3 separate regions of the Homo sapiens genome follow, and regions 2 and 3 are each linked to region 1. The links are chromatin contacts, found by Hi-C or POLR2A ChIA-PET in ENCODE. All regions are on one chromosome and are shown on one strand. The core of a region is the stretch at or near the end of the contact, and the rest is flanking DNA. Distances in the headings are between cores, read along the strand shown. Region 1 holds the start of EPCIP-AS1 (EPCIP antisense RNA 1). Region 2 overlaps TIAM1 (TIAM Rac1 associated GEF 1). Region 3 overlaps LINC00649 (long intergenic non-protein coding RNA 649).

Region 1 (4,158 bases), core at 607-3,106:
GTCTTAAAAAACAAAACAAAACAAAACAAAAATACAAAAATTAGCCGGGTGTGGTGCCAGATGCCTGTAATCCCAGCTACCCGGGAGGCTGAGACATGACAATAGCTTGAACATGGGAGACAGAAGTTGCAGTGAGCTGAGATCGTGCCACCGCACTCCAGTCTGGGCCATAGAGCAAGACTCCGTCTCAAACAAATAATAAATAAATAAATAAATAAAATAAAAAGAAATGCTTGGAGTGCTCGGGATCTTCCACTTCAACCTGGAATTTAAATCTTACTGAAATTTCTACAGGATGGTGTGGGCAAACAGGCATCCTAATGTTTGCTGATATAAGTGCAAACTGCATAACTTCTATAAAAAGAAATTTAGAATTAGCAAAATCATAAATGCATATATTGAGATCTAGCAATTTCAATTCTATTTCATCCTACAGATGTAACAGTTTTTCAAAGCTTTTCATTACAGCACTGATTAAGACTAGAAATAATCTAAATATCAATGTTTATGGAACTGGTTAAATAAATTACGGTATATCCCAACAATGAATCACTACGCAGGTGGGTTAAAAAAAAAAATAGACGGCCGTGCGCGGTGGCTCACGCCTGTAATCCCAGCACTTTGGGAGACTGAGGCGGGCGGATCACGAAGTCAAGAGATTGAGATCATCCTGGCCAACAGAGTGAAATACAAAAATACAAAATAAATTAGCTGGGCGTGGTGGCACGTGCCTGTAATCCCAGCTACTAGGGAGGCTGAGGCAGAAGAATCACTTGAACCTGGGAGGCGGAGATTGCAGTGAGCGGAGATCGCGCCATTGCACTCTAGCCTGGGCGACAAGAGCGAAATTTAGTCTCAAAACAAACAAACAAAAAACCAAAAAAACACAACCCTTCATATACAGATATGGGCCGATCTCCAATCTACGGTAGGCTAAAAATGCAGCTTACACACCATCTGTGTAAAAAGGGGAACACATTAAAATATGCATATTTATTTGCTTTTATGTTCATGGAACATCTTTAGAGGATCATAAGAAACTGTTAACATTGCCACTGAGGAAGTGAACAGCCTTCCAGACATGGGTGGATTTTTTTCACTCTACCGAATACCCTTTTAATTTCGAAACATCAAAATGAATTCGCATGCACAGGTGCATGCCCGAAGGAAAAACTTCTAGTTCGGTGATGAGATAGGGAAAGCCGGTGAGTTCAACCTTAGGCGCAATCACCCTGTGAAGGTGTGGCCAGCGAGGGCTTTGTCACGCAAGTCTGAGAACTGTCACAACCTTCCCCACCCCCTGCTCTATTTTCCTTCCACTTGTTTCTGAAACTCACTAAGCTTTGGAAAGTATTTAGTCATAGAATTGCTTGCAAACTTGGCATTCTTTAGAAAACACGGAAACACTTTTGCTTTCCTTGTTCCTGAAAGACTGGGGAACGGGGGACATCAAGCCAGGTAACATTGTATCATAACTGAAATTCAATGTCTTTGAAGTAACATTGTACCATAAATGAAATTCAATGTCTTTGAAGTAACATTGTATCATAAATAAAATTCAATGTCTTTCTAAGAGCTCTGTAGCTATAAAGCTGTAGAAATACAAAGTATTACTCAAGAATAACTAGTAATTACCAATAGTCACACCTCAGGTCAAAGTTTGGAGAGGACTATTCCACCTACTAGATCACACTTTCCTTCCCGAAAGCCGCTTCTCTCTCTGGCCTCTCCCCTCCTCCTCCTCCCTCATCTGTTTGGCGGGAGGCTTCCTCACATTACCGCTCCGCGTAAGTGCGAAGACGCACTGCAGCAGCGCCGTCTGAGGGACAACAGAGCCTACTCTTTCTTCTCATCTCTATGATCCTCTTTGTGACCTGTCAAACAACACCAGAGTTCCATGCTAATAGTACTCCACTCCGACAGAGAGCGATGCAAAGAGCCGACGCTCTCGCGAGAGGTGTGGGGCTCTCTCTCTCTCTCTCGCTCTCTCTCTCTCTCTCTCTCTCGCTCTCTCTCTCTCTCTCTCTCTCTCTCTCTCTCTCTCTCTCTCTCTCTCTCTCTCTCTCTCTCTCTCTCTCTCTCTCTCTCTCTCTCTCACTCTCTCTCTTTCTCCAAGTATTGAGAGCGCGTGGGAGCATAGGCGCATGCGCGCTCGTGGGGTGCGCGGTAGCAACAGAGGACTCGACCCGGCTGGAGCTCCGGAGAGCGCGCGTGCGCCGTCACGAGCTCGGCGCTGCCGGGGCCGCGGTGTGGAAGCGAGTATTCGACCGCCGTGCGGGCCGCGGGGATGTTCCGAAAGGCCCGGCGGGTGAACGTGCGCAAGCGGAACGACTCCGAAGAGGAAGAGCGGGAACGCGATGAGGAGCAGGAGCCGCCGCCGTTGTTGCCGCCGCCGGGCACGGGCGAAGAGGCGGGCCCCGGTGGCGGCGACAGGGCCCCTGGCGGGGAGTCGCTGCTGGGCCCGGGGCCGTCGCCGCCTTCCGCGCTGACCCCGGGCCTCGGGGCTGAGGCCGGGGGCGGCTTCCCCGGCGGCGCGGAGCCCGGCAACGGGCTGAAGCCGCGCAAGAGGCCTCGCGAGAACAAAGAGGTGCCCCGGGCCAGCCTGCTCAGCTTCCAGGACGAGGAGGAAGGTAAAGTGCGCGCTTCGGACGCCCTTAGACGGCCGCATCCCCGACGCAGGCCCCCGTCCCCCGCCCCCGTATTCTCTGGACGCCCAGCCCCGGAGCCCTGGAACGGAGTCCCCTGCCGTCCGACCGGCTGCGAATCTTCCCCAGCCTCCGGCCTTCTGCTCGGGCAAGGGACGCGTTCCCGCGCTGCCCCCAGCCTTTTCTTAACCACCTCCTCTGCCACGGGGCCGGAGCTCAGATCAGGCATTCAGAGTGTTTCAGGGGAAATTCGGTGTTCCCTGTCCTGCCTCTTTTCTGCCTGGCGTGTTTCAGGGCCAACTTGGTGTGGGTCCCCTGGCTGCTCTTGGCATGCTTTCCGAGCCCTCTGCAGGTCACTGCGCCCACACTTCTTGGATGCTCTGTCCAGGCATCCTCGACCATGAAGGCCGAGTTTGTAAAAAGGAATACTAGGAGAGGGAACAGAAGCCTGGAGTTGCAGCTCTGGTTCTGAGTGACCTTGGGCCAGTCCCTTGCAGTCGCTGAGCCTCAGTTTACCCATAAAAGTAATTAGGGGTAGCAGATACCCAGCCTTCTTCGCACTGACTTTGGGAACAGTGAAGCGAGACGGTGTAAAAATAGTAAAAGCAAGGTAGTTTCTCCAATTCCTGTGGGAGGCCAGGCTGCAGTGGTTTTAGATTGCTGATCTTAAATGAGCCTTAAATCTTTTCTTCTGACCATTTGAATGTGCATAACCCAGTTAATTCCATGTTACGAAAAAAGAAATTAAGTTTTGTAAATCTTGCATTTTTATTCGAGAGGTTTCCAGTAAGGTAGGTAGTTTATCTTTGGCATTTCTGTTACTCTTTATTTGGTTTGAGAGGAGTACAGACAGATTTTTGTTTTTGAGATACATGAGCTATTTTTTTTTAAGTATTTAGTACTTTTAAAATTTCAAATCAAAGAAAAGTGATTTGCCCTTACCTTAGCTTTAAAACCACTATGTCAGCTTGTGGTGGATGTAGTTACTCAGAATTGACAGCACCTTTTTATTTTAGATATTTTGTTTCGGATTCGTTAATAACTTGGTGATGTGGTTTTTCAGAAACATTTTGAATGATTTTTTCCCCTCTCAAATAGATGATTTAAGGACGACAATAATAGGAAAATTTTGTGAAGTTACATGTGCTATTCCTTTAAAAAGTCTCAAAAATCTCATTACTTCACAGTAATTTAGGAAGTTGACCTCTGTTTTTGAGTCTGTGACAGACTTGAAATAATTATACAATGATTTTGGCATATGAGTATATATATTTGGGATAATTTGGACAGCACGTAAGATCATGTGAAAGAAGGGAAAATATTTTCAGAAAATAGTTGCTACAGACTTCATTTAATTTCCTTTTTAAGAAAATGAAGAAGTTTTCAAAGTGAAGAAATCAAGTTATAGCAAAAAGATAGTAAAATTGCTCAAGAAGGAATATAAAGAAGATCTTGAAAAATCGAAGATTAAGACAGAACTCAACTCATCAGCTGAAAGTAAGTACCAAACTAA
Region 2 (4,158 bases), core at 659-3,158, 1.6 Mb after region 1:
TATTTTATTTTCTTTCATGTTCTTCCCACCCTCTCCATTTCTCAGGCTGCTGGAATGTTCTTCCAGTGCGAGTTTGAACTGCACCTTGGTGTCTCAACTTGCTGTTCTTCTAGGTTGGGCTTGTTCATGGTCGTTCCCTTGGGTCCCAAATTTTGGCAATTCCCCTAGCAGATCCTTTGGGGATCTACCAAAAGAGATTCATCCCAAGGTTCAGATGTAGTTTGAAAACAAAACAAAAAAGGACAAAATGATTGCATTGGGTTCTTGAAACTGTCATCTCTAAGTGTATTTGGAATGAGACATTCTTACTTCTGTCCTCATAGCCAGAGTGAACGCCCTGCATTTTGGTTCCTTGGAAATAATCAATAGATATTAGCTGGCTGTGACTTAAGTGTGCACTGAGGCATGAACATGTACAAAACACAGTGATGGCAGTCATCAGAGAGCACTGCCATTCCCCGCTCGCCCCGCCCCAAAAGTGTAGGAAGATAACCGGAATTAATTAGCATTTGTGAGAAATTTGCAGATGCTTGGAACACACAAATTAATGAAGGAGTAAGTTTGTTTGCTTGATGTATGAAGGACCAGCTAGGCATGTTGTAACCTGCAAATCTAGAACCTTCAGAACCTGAGGCCCCTGTCCTCTCCTGAGGATCACTCCCGAGCACCGCAGCCTGTCTGCAGCAGCACCTGGGGCTGTGAGACCCACAGCAGGTGTGCCCTTTATAGCAGAGCTCCTAAGCTGTTGTGTTCTGATAATGTGTGTGAAATTAAAAATTTTCCATCTTGCGTTGGCAGGCCTGAAAGCAGGAGATGAGATTCTTGAGATCAATAATCGTGCTGCTGACGCCCTGAACTCTTCTATGCTCAAAGATTTCCTCTCACAGCCCTCGCTGGGCCTCCTGGTGAGGACCTACCCCGAGCTGGAGGAAGGAGTGGAGCTGCTGGAAAGCCCGCCCCACCGAGTGGACGGCCCTGCCGACCTTGGCGAGAGCCCCCTCGCCTTTCTCACCAGCAACCCAGGTATGGCTGTGCAGGGTGCTGGGGGCGAGTCTGAACTCCGTTGTGCCACGACCCGGGGAGTTTATCATGCGGCTTGTGTGTTTCAGTGAGTGCCTCTGTCTGGCAGGTGGTATAAAATGTGTGTGCAAGATGGGCTGATGACTGGCCCTGCATTTCCTGTTGAAATTTCAAAGGCGCAGGGAACTTTATTTTCTCATAGAGCTGTTTTGCTACAGATCCACCTGTCACCCATGGGCAGCTTTATAATGCTTCTGCTGTTTCTCATTTTGGGGAAAGGTGAATATTTAGAAGACTTTGCTGTGGATAGAGATACAGAGGCACAGAAGTGTTGGGAATTGGGCCACGTGTGGTGGCTCGCACCTGTAATCCCAGCACTTGGGAGGTGGAAGCAGGAGGATACCTTGAGGTCAGGAGTTTGAGACCAGCCTGGGCAACATAACGAGACTCTATCTCTCCAAAAAAAAAAAAATGAGCTGGGCATAGTGGAGAGCATCTGTAGTTCCAGCTACTTGGGAGGCTGAGTCAGGAGGATCGCTTGGGCCCAGGAGTTTGAGGCTGCAGTAAGCTGTGATTGCACTGCTGCATTCCAGCCTGGGAGACAGAGGCCTGTCTCGTAAAAAAAAAAAAAAAAAAAAAAAAAAAAAAAAAAAAAAAAAAAAAAAAAGAAGAAGAAGAAGAAGAAGTGCTGGGAATCACATAAGATGCTGAGACTAAGTCCTACCTCTGTTCCTGCCTTCTCTATCGTCATCTTCCAAACCACCACTCAGCCCTGCTTTCCTGCTGTCTGAGAGAAGGACGTGAGCTGAGATGCTGAGAGGCCCAGAGTGGAAATGTGTGCAGAGCTCTGTTTGTCTTTTGGACTTTTTCAACCTGAAGACTGAACCCGAGCGCTTCAGTGACCCCCCTGCCCTGCCCTTCCTTCCTCTCCCCGCTCCTTCTGGCAACCTGTGCTCATTCTACTAGAAGCAGCGTGAGTGCCACCTGCCTTTCGAAGTCTTCCTGGGACCCCATAGAGTTAGCTCTCTCCTCTGGGCCCCCACAACCCTGCAAATTTGACTTCCATATGGGCCCTCATTAGATCATGCGATTCTTACTTGCTTGTGTCTCTCTTTTCGCCTAAATGTGTTTCCTGAGACTGGGTTTATATTCCTCATTTTTGTCTTCCCGGCTCTTTACATGTGGTTTGCTACATGGGTGGCCCTTTCTTGTTCAGCAAGAGAGTGAGTGAGTGATGGAACAGATGAACAGCATAGATTACTATCATTTATTTCTCCATGACCGGGTTCTCGGGTTTGGGTTGATTTAGTAAGTTGGGGTTTTGTCATTATTTTCTCTTTTCAAAGCTTGGGATACAAAAGGAGCGTTCTGTTCAAAATCTGAAATGGAAGGCTCTTGGGTAGTTGGATATTCTTGCCCTGCTATTGTTGTTTTTCAAATCATTTTCTGAAGCTTGGCTTGCTAAGGAAGTTGGACCCCTCATTCTTTTGTCCATTGGCTCCTTGGAAGATTTTGACAAGTTGAAGCTTCAGAAAATTGATTGCTCTCAGTTACAGTTGACTTCCTTGACTCATTATGTTATTGTGGTCCCCACATCCCAATCAAATTTTTGAAAAGTGGCTCCAGTGAGTTGTGTACCCTTAGTAAAGGAGAATGAAGACTATAAAGGCTGTTATTTCATGTGACCACAAGATGGCAGGATCGATCCCATAAAACGGTTCACAGATAGAGTTGTTTCTGGAATATGACTTTGAATGAGACATATTATGTTAGATTAGATTATTTAAAGGATTTTATAAGCTTGCACATATGTGCTATAAGCAACAGTGTGTACTCAACTTTCTTTGGATTTTTTTCTTCTGTCTGAGCCCTTCTTCTGGGTTACAGATATAAAAAAAAAAAGAGGTGGGTAAACTATAATCCATAGGCTAAAAGCAGCCCACCACCTGTTTTTGTAAATAAAGTTTTATTGGAACACAGTCATGCCATTCATTTACACCTTGTCTCTGGCTGTTTTCCTTCTGTAATGGCAGAGTTGAGTCGTTGTGACAAGGACTTAGGGTCTACAAAGCCAAAAGTGTTTACTCTATGGCCCTTTACACATCAAATTCGCTGTCCCTGATGTAAAGTATGACTGAGATTGCTCACAATTTGTTTTTTTAAGGATAGACACGGTTAATGTTTTCGTCTATTTCTTTCTTCTTTTTTAAAAAAAGTCTACCGGGCGCAGTGGCTCACACCTGTAATCCCAGCACTTTGGGAGGCCAAGGCAGGCGGATCACCTGAGGTCAGGAATTTGAGACCAGCCTGGCCAACATGGTGAAACACCACCTCTGTTAAAAATACAAAAATTAGCCATCCGTGGTGGCAGGCGCCTGTAATCCCAGCTACTCGGGAGGCTGAGGCAAAAGAATCGCTTGAACCCGGGAGGCAGAGGTTGCAGTGAGCTGAGATTGCACCACTGCACTTCAGCCTGGGCGACAGAGCAAGATTCCGTCTCAAAAAAAAAAAAAAAAAAAAATCTGTGTATGTATATGTACGTGTACGTGTGTTTGCTTAAAAATCTATTAAAATACATTTAATAGAGTTTAAAATGCATTGAATAAATCTTGAAATGCATTTAAAAGATTTTTAAAATGCATTTTATATATATCTATTTTAGAAATATCTGAGTATTTCTGTGTATACAGTTGCTGTCTGGTCTTTTGTGTGGTGGAGTTTTAAACTAAACAACTGGACTTTACAACTGACCACGTTACCTCCTTCAGACCGCTCACCTTTGGAGGCTGTGCGCTAAATCCATGGACCCTGCCATTATTTTAAAACACATTAAAACTGCAATTTTGGGATCATCTTTGGAAGGTTTTTTTTTTTTTTCAATTAAGCGGCCATAACTCGGAGCTGATATTTTTTAAGTATTTACTATGTGCCAGGCATGGAGCTGAAAGTTTGATAATAACTATGACTCAAATTTTGTCCTCCAGTTTATGTTTTAATGTAGTTTTTCATTTTTTCATTGCTTTATCTTTTTTTTTTGAAACGAAGTTGCGGTCTTGTTGCCCAGGCTGGAGTGCAATGGCGCCATCTTGGCTCACTGCAACCTCCGCCTCCTGGGTCCAAGCGATTCTCCTGCCTCAG
Region 3 (4,158 bases), core at 861-3,360, 1.2 Mb before region 1:
AGCCCAGGAGTTTGAGACCAGCCTGGGTAACACAGTGAAACCCCATCTCTACCAAAAAAAAAAAAAAAATTAGCCGGGTGTGGTGGGACTCACCTGACTCACCTGTACTCCCAGCTACTCAGAAGGCTGAGGTGGGAGGATCACTTGAGTCCAGGAGACTGAGGCTGCAGTGAGCCATGATCACACTACTGCACTACAGCCTGGGCAAGAGAGTGAGACAGTGTCTCAAAAAAAAAAAGAGCTCAGCCTTGATTGGGCATCAGATTTAGTTCTTGCTTAATGGCCCAGAGCAGCATAAAGCATGAAGCATGACAGACATGTCAAAAGCAGGCCTGGCAGAGTCATCCTCCTGGGCTCCTATGGCATATCCTTCACGCTGGCCAGGCCTCAAATCCAATTCCAGGTCTTGACCACCACCAAAGCCCTGCGGTCAGCCGAAGGTTCCTGCCAGCCAGCTTTGTTCAGTTATCTACTTATTTTTACCCCTAAACCACCCCAAAAAAATAAGCAGACTGACTGTTCAGTTAAGGAGGGACATCAGTCCACTACAAGGCCCTGAAGCCAAGAGCTAATTTTAAGAAAGGAGGGAAACACATATCACAATGTGCCCCAGACCAAACACCACTGGGACAGGAGTGTGAACAGCGCTTAGAACCCAACCCTGGAGGCTCACCTCTGTGCAGCCTTTGGCCATCCATCCGGAGCCCGCCCTGATTCTCCACAGGGAGAGTGGGGAATTACAGTTCCCATCCCTGTTGGGTGGAACCAGATGACATCCTAAAGGCCCTTCCTACTGGGACTCGCTCCATCCTGGTAATACCTGCCATCGAATAAACACCATGGCCAGCCATAGAGACGCATGATCACACTCGGTCATCCCAACAACCCAGCCAGACTGTTCTTGTGAACACCCTTTCCAGAAATGGGGACAGTCTCGTGCCAAGATGCCAAAATGGGTGGGGGGAAGAGAAAGGGTTTGGGTCCAGGTCTGTCTAATTCGAAGGCTGCTTCTGGCACTTCCCCAGCTCACGAAGCCTGCTGCCTCTTGACAGGAAGTAAAAGGCACAGACAGATGGTGCTCTGGTGGAGCCCTGCCCAGAAAATGGCCACTTCCGGAGCAAAACTGCCACAGCAACAGGCCTTGTCAACAGCAGCCTCCAACCGTTAACCACAGGGCCATCTCACCTCTAGAAATCAGCTCCCTTTTATCCACACATCCCTACACACAAACAATAACTCCATCACCCAGGAGACCACAGAACAAAGGCAACGAGAGAGAGGGACAGAATGGGGCATAAATAAGATGCTGGATGGGCAGACAGGAAAAAAACACTTCAAGGCAGAGCACACCAGGATGTATTAGAAAGGAGTATTTGACACGCAGGCTTTTAGATGAAGCCTACCCTCCTTACGTGGGGAGTATACACAAATGAGTCTGTATTTTCAACTACGTCACATGCACCGCCTTGCAACCCAAAACAATATTTGTGCTTCAGGGGCTGCACTGCGCTGTTTTATACACAGAATCACCTGGCACAGCTCCTGTCCCTGAGATGCAAATTAATGTTCTCATGTAGTGGGGGGAAGGGGTCGAGAGGAGGCGAGGGGGAGGGGAGCAAATGTGCTCTGCAGGCCACACTCAGGCATTGACATCGCTGGGCATGATAGGCGCCGCCAGTGCTGTTGCTTAGCAACTCAATACCCTTCGAGAAAATCCAGCAGCCTCGCTGGCTTGCAGAAGCAGGCAGGGCTGGTTCAGCATGGCATTGGGCATGGAAAGATACTAACAGGTTTTTTTTTTCCAGTTATTAATAATCATTCTTCCTGATTTCCCATACAGATCGACATACCTGAGGGGACCCAGAGTCATCCACTACACTGGGGCTGGAAAAAGCCCAGGGTTTTTAAATTGCCTCCCAATCGGCTTCGGAGAGTAGTGGAATTTTACTGGCTGGTCCCATGACACTCCTTCCAGCCCCGGCCCTCACCACAACACAAAGGCAGAGCTCCACAGTGTGACTCACCAGCATACCTTCAGATCGTTGTTTGTCAGCCCATGTCATGAGTCATGGTTTCTTCAGCTTTCTTTTTTCTCAAAACTGAAACACTTGACATTTTACAATAGGGTTGGGGGGAGGCTTTTCATTTTTTTTTTTTAAGCCACTCTGTGGCTTTGTGTGCAAGTGTGGGGGCACGTGGGCAGAGGTGAGTAATGGATGCAAGAACAGGTAAACATGAGCAAGGTTCTCCACGCCATCAGCCACCTGGCAAGCCATCAGAGCTCAAGGAAGTTGTCATTTGTGTCGTGGAGGAATGGGAATACCCCTGGGCTATGTATCTTGGAAGAGACAAGGTGCTGGACAGCTTTCCACCCTCCATCTGTTGCATCCCAGCAGTGTAATGCTCCCTCTATTCCCACACACAAAGAGGTCGGCTTCATTTTGTGCCACGTGATAACAGCACCATGTAAGGCTTTAAGAAAAATCCTGCAGGAGTTACAAGAGACAAAGTACACTGCGACGTAAGATAAGAAAAAAAGAAGTGGAATTGCCACAGGGAAACTGTGCTGGGCCGAACAGTTGGTTGGTGGGTCCCTGGCTTTGGGTTCTGATTCTGACATAAATCGGGTGGGTGATGAGCTTCTTATTTGCATGGCTCATGCAAATATGCCATGATGTTATAAAGCACAACTTTCCTCCTCTCCATGAAGCCCTCAATCTCCAAATTTATTCACTTAGACAGCACAGTCTTTCCCCCAGAGTGTGAACCCCTCAAAGTCGGCACCATTTTATAAATCTCTTTATGGTATCAACCCAGCACATATCCAATACATACTAGATGCTCACTCATGCTGCCTGTGTGTATGGAGACATGGAGAAACAAAAATTAACTAAATCCAATTCACGTTTTGGAATCCTTATTTATTCCCATGCATTACAGGATAGATTCAATATGCCCTGTCAAGTCCCAGGAAAGTAATGAAGACCTAGGAAAGGATACAACAGAAAACGTTCTGAATGTTACACAATTTGAAATGCCATGATGTCATAAAGCATTCTTAGAAAAGGTAATAGTTGGCCGGAGGTGGTGGCTCACTCCTATAATCCCAGCACTTTGGGAGGCCGAGGCGGGCAAATCACCTGAGGTCAGGAATTCGAGACCAGCCTGACCAACAGGGTGAAACTCCGTCTCTACTACAGATACAAAAATTCGCCAGGCATCACCTGTAATCCCAGCTACTCGGGAGGCTGAGGCAGGAGAATTGTTTGAACCCAGCAGGGGGAGGTTGCAGTGAGCTGAGATGGCGCCACTGCACTCCAGCCTGGGTGACAGAGTGAAACTCTGTCTCAAAAAAGAAGAAAGAAAGAGAGAGAGAGAGAGAGAGAGAGAAAGGAAGGAAGGAAGGAAGGAAGGAAAGAAAGAAAGAAAGAAAGAAAAAGAAAGAAAGAAAGAAAGAAAGGAAAGAAAGAAAGAAAGAAAGAGAAAGAAAGAAAAGGTAATAACTATCAAAAGTCTCCCCACAGTCAGGGATGAGGACCAATTCTATACATAAGTAAATTAGGGAAGGGGAAAGTTAGAACTAATAAAAATATTTGCCCTGTCAGATTGGGGTAATGTCTGAAATTTCCACAATATTTGCTTATTTAGATTAAGATATTGAAGACCTGTGTCAAAATGTAAATGTTCTGTAGCCACAGCAATGTATAAATCCATTATTAACCTCAGGTGCATTTGCTAAATTTATTAAATCCATTCCCAGAGTGTAAGAGACCTAGGGATTGAGACTTGAAGCATGTAATTGTGTTTTTACATTATGGAAATGTCCAAACATGTACAAACTTGAAGTAATAGTGTAATCAAGCTCTATGTGCTCATCAGCTAGCTTCAACAATTATCATCCTATCACCAGCCCTGTTTTATCTACTTCCTCCCAACACACACACATTGGAGTGTTTTGAAACAAATCTAAAACCTCATAGCATTTCATTCATACATATTACAGTATATAACTCTAAAATATAAAGACTTTTTTTTTTTTTTTTTTTTTTTTTTTAGAGACAGGTACTCACTATGTTGTTCAGGCTGGTCTCAAACTCCTGGCCTCAGGCAATCCTCTCATGTAGCTGGAATTACAGTCCTGAGCCACCGCACCCAGCT

The links. A loop is a pair of places that touch in the nucleus more often than their neighbours do. ChIA-PET counts read pairs that join two places held with the same protein, here RNA polymerase II (POLR2A). Pooled maps may share reads with other maps.
Region 2: a pooled map shows a loop between it and region 1 (4-fold over the local background). The contact joins the enhancer-like site here to the promoter of EPCIP-AS1 in region 1. A Hi-C loop is called at or near these places in 4 of 50 pooled maps. POLR2A ChIA-PET finds 5 or more read pairs at or near these places in 2 of 52 experiments (CD4-positive, alpha-beta T cell and naive thymus-derived CD4-positive, alpha-beta T cell).
Region 3: a loop to region 1 is called in a pooled map, with 23 times the contacts of the local background. The contact joins the enhancer-like site here to the promoter of EPCIP-AS1 in region 1. A Hi-C loop is called at or near these places in 1 of 37 single-sample maps with no recorded cell type and 7 of 50 pooled maps. POLR2A ChIA-PET finds 5 or more read pairs at or near these places in 2 of 52 experiments (MCF 10A and activated naive CD4-positive, alpha-beta T cell).

What each region holds. Positions count from the first base shown.
Region 1 is chr21:32,769,798-32,773,955 of GRCh38, reverse strand. EPCIP-AS1 (EPCIP antisense RNA 1) reads right to left here and starts at 1,856. Exons shown (of 4, transcript NR_024623.1): 1 at 1,648-1,856. It overlaps PAXBP1 (PAX3 and PAX7 binding protein 1), which reads left to right and starts at 2,201. Exons shown (of 18, transcript NM_016631.4): 1 at 2,201-2,630; 2 at 4,014-4,142. The coding sequence starts at 2,288. RefSeq lists an enhancer at 1,545-2,534.
Region 2 is chr21:31,179,286-31,183,443 of GRCh38, reverse strand. TIAM1 (TIAM Rac1 associated GEF 1) reads left to right here. Exons shown (of 28, transcript NM_001353694.2): 15 at 799-1,023. Among named protein-coding and RNA genes, the nearest start is that of KRTAP19-8, 140 kb to the right of the region's middle. RefSeq lists an enhancer at 441-940. Within about 2 kb of position 1,908, at least 2 of the 41 ENCODE cell types and tissues checked have a DNase peak (open chromatin) inside an H3K27ac peak, as active enhancers do; they include CD4-positive, alpha-beta T cell, where a contact is called at or near this core.
Region 3 is chr21:33,945,808-33,949,965 of GRCh38, reverse strand. LINC00649 (long intergenic non-protein coding RNA 649) reads right to left here. Exons shown (of 3, transcript NR_038883.2): 2 at 4,071-4,156. Among named protein-coding and RNA genes, the nearest start is that of LINC00649, 17 kb to the right of the region's middle. RefSeq lists enhancers at 1,176-1,235, 1,766-2,245, 1,420-2,619 and a silencer at 2,087-2,381. Within about 2 kb of position 2,110, at least 39 of the 41 ENCODE cell types and tissues checked have a DNase peak (open chromatin) inside an H3K27ac peak, as active enhancers do.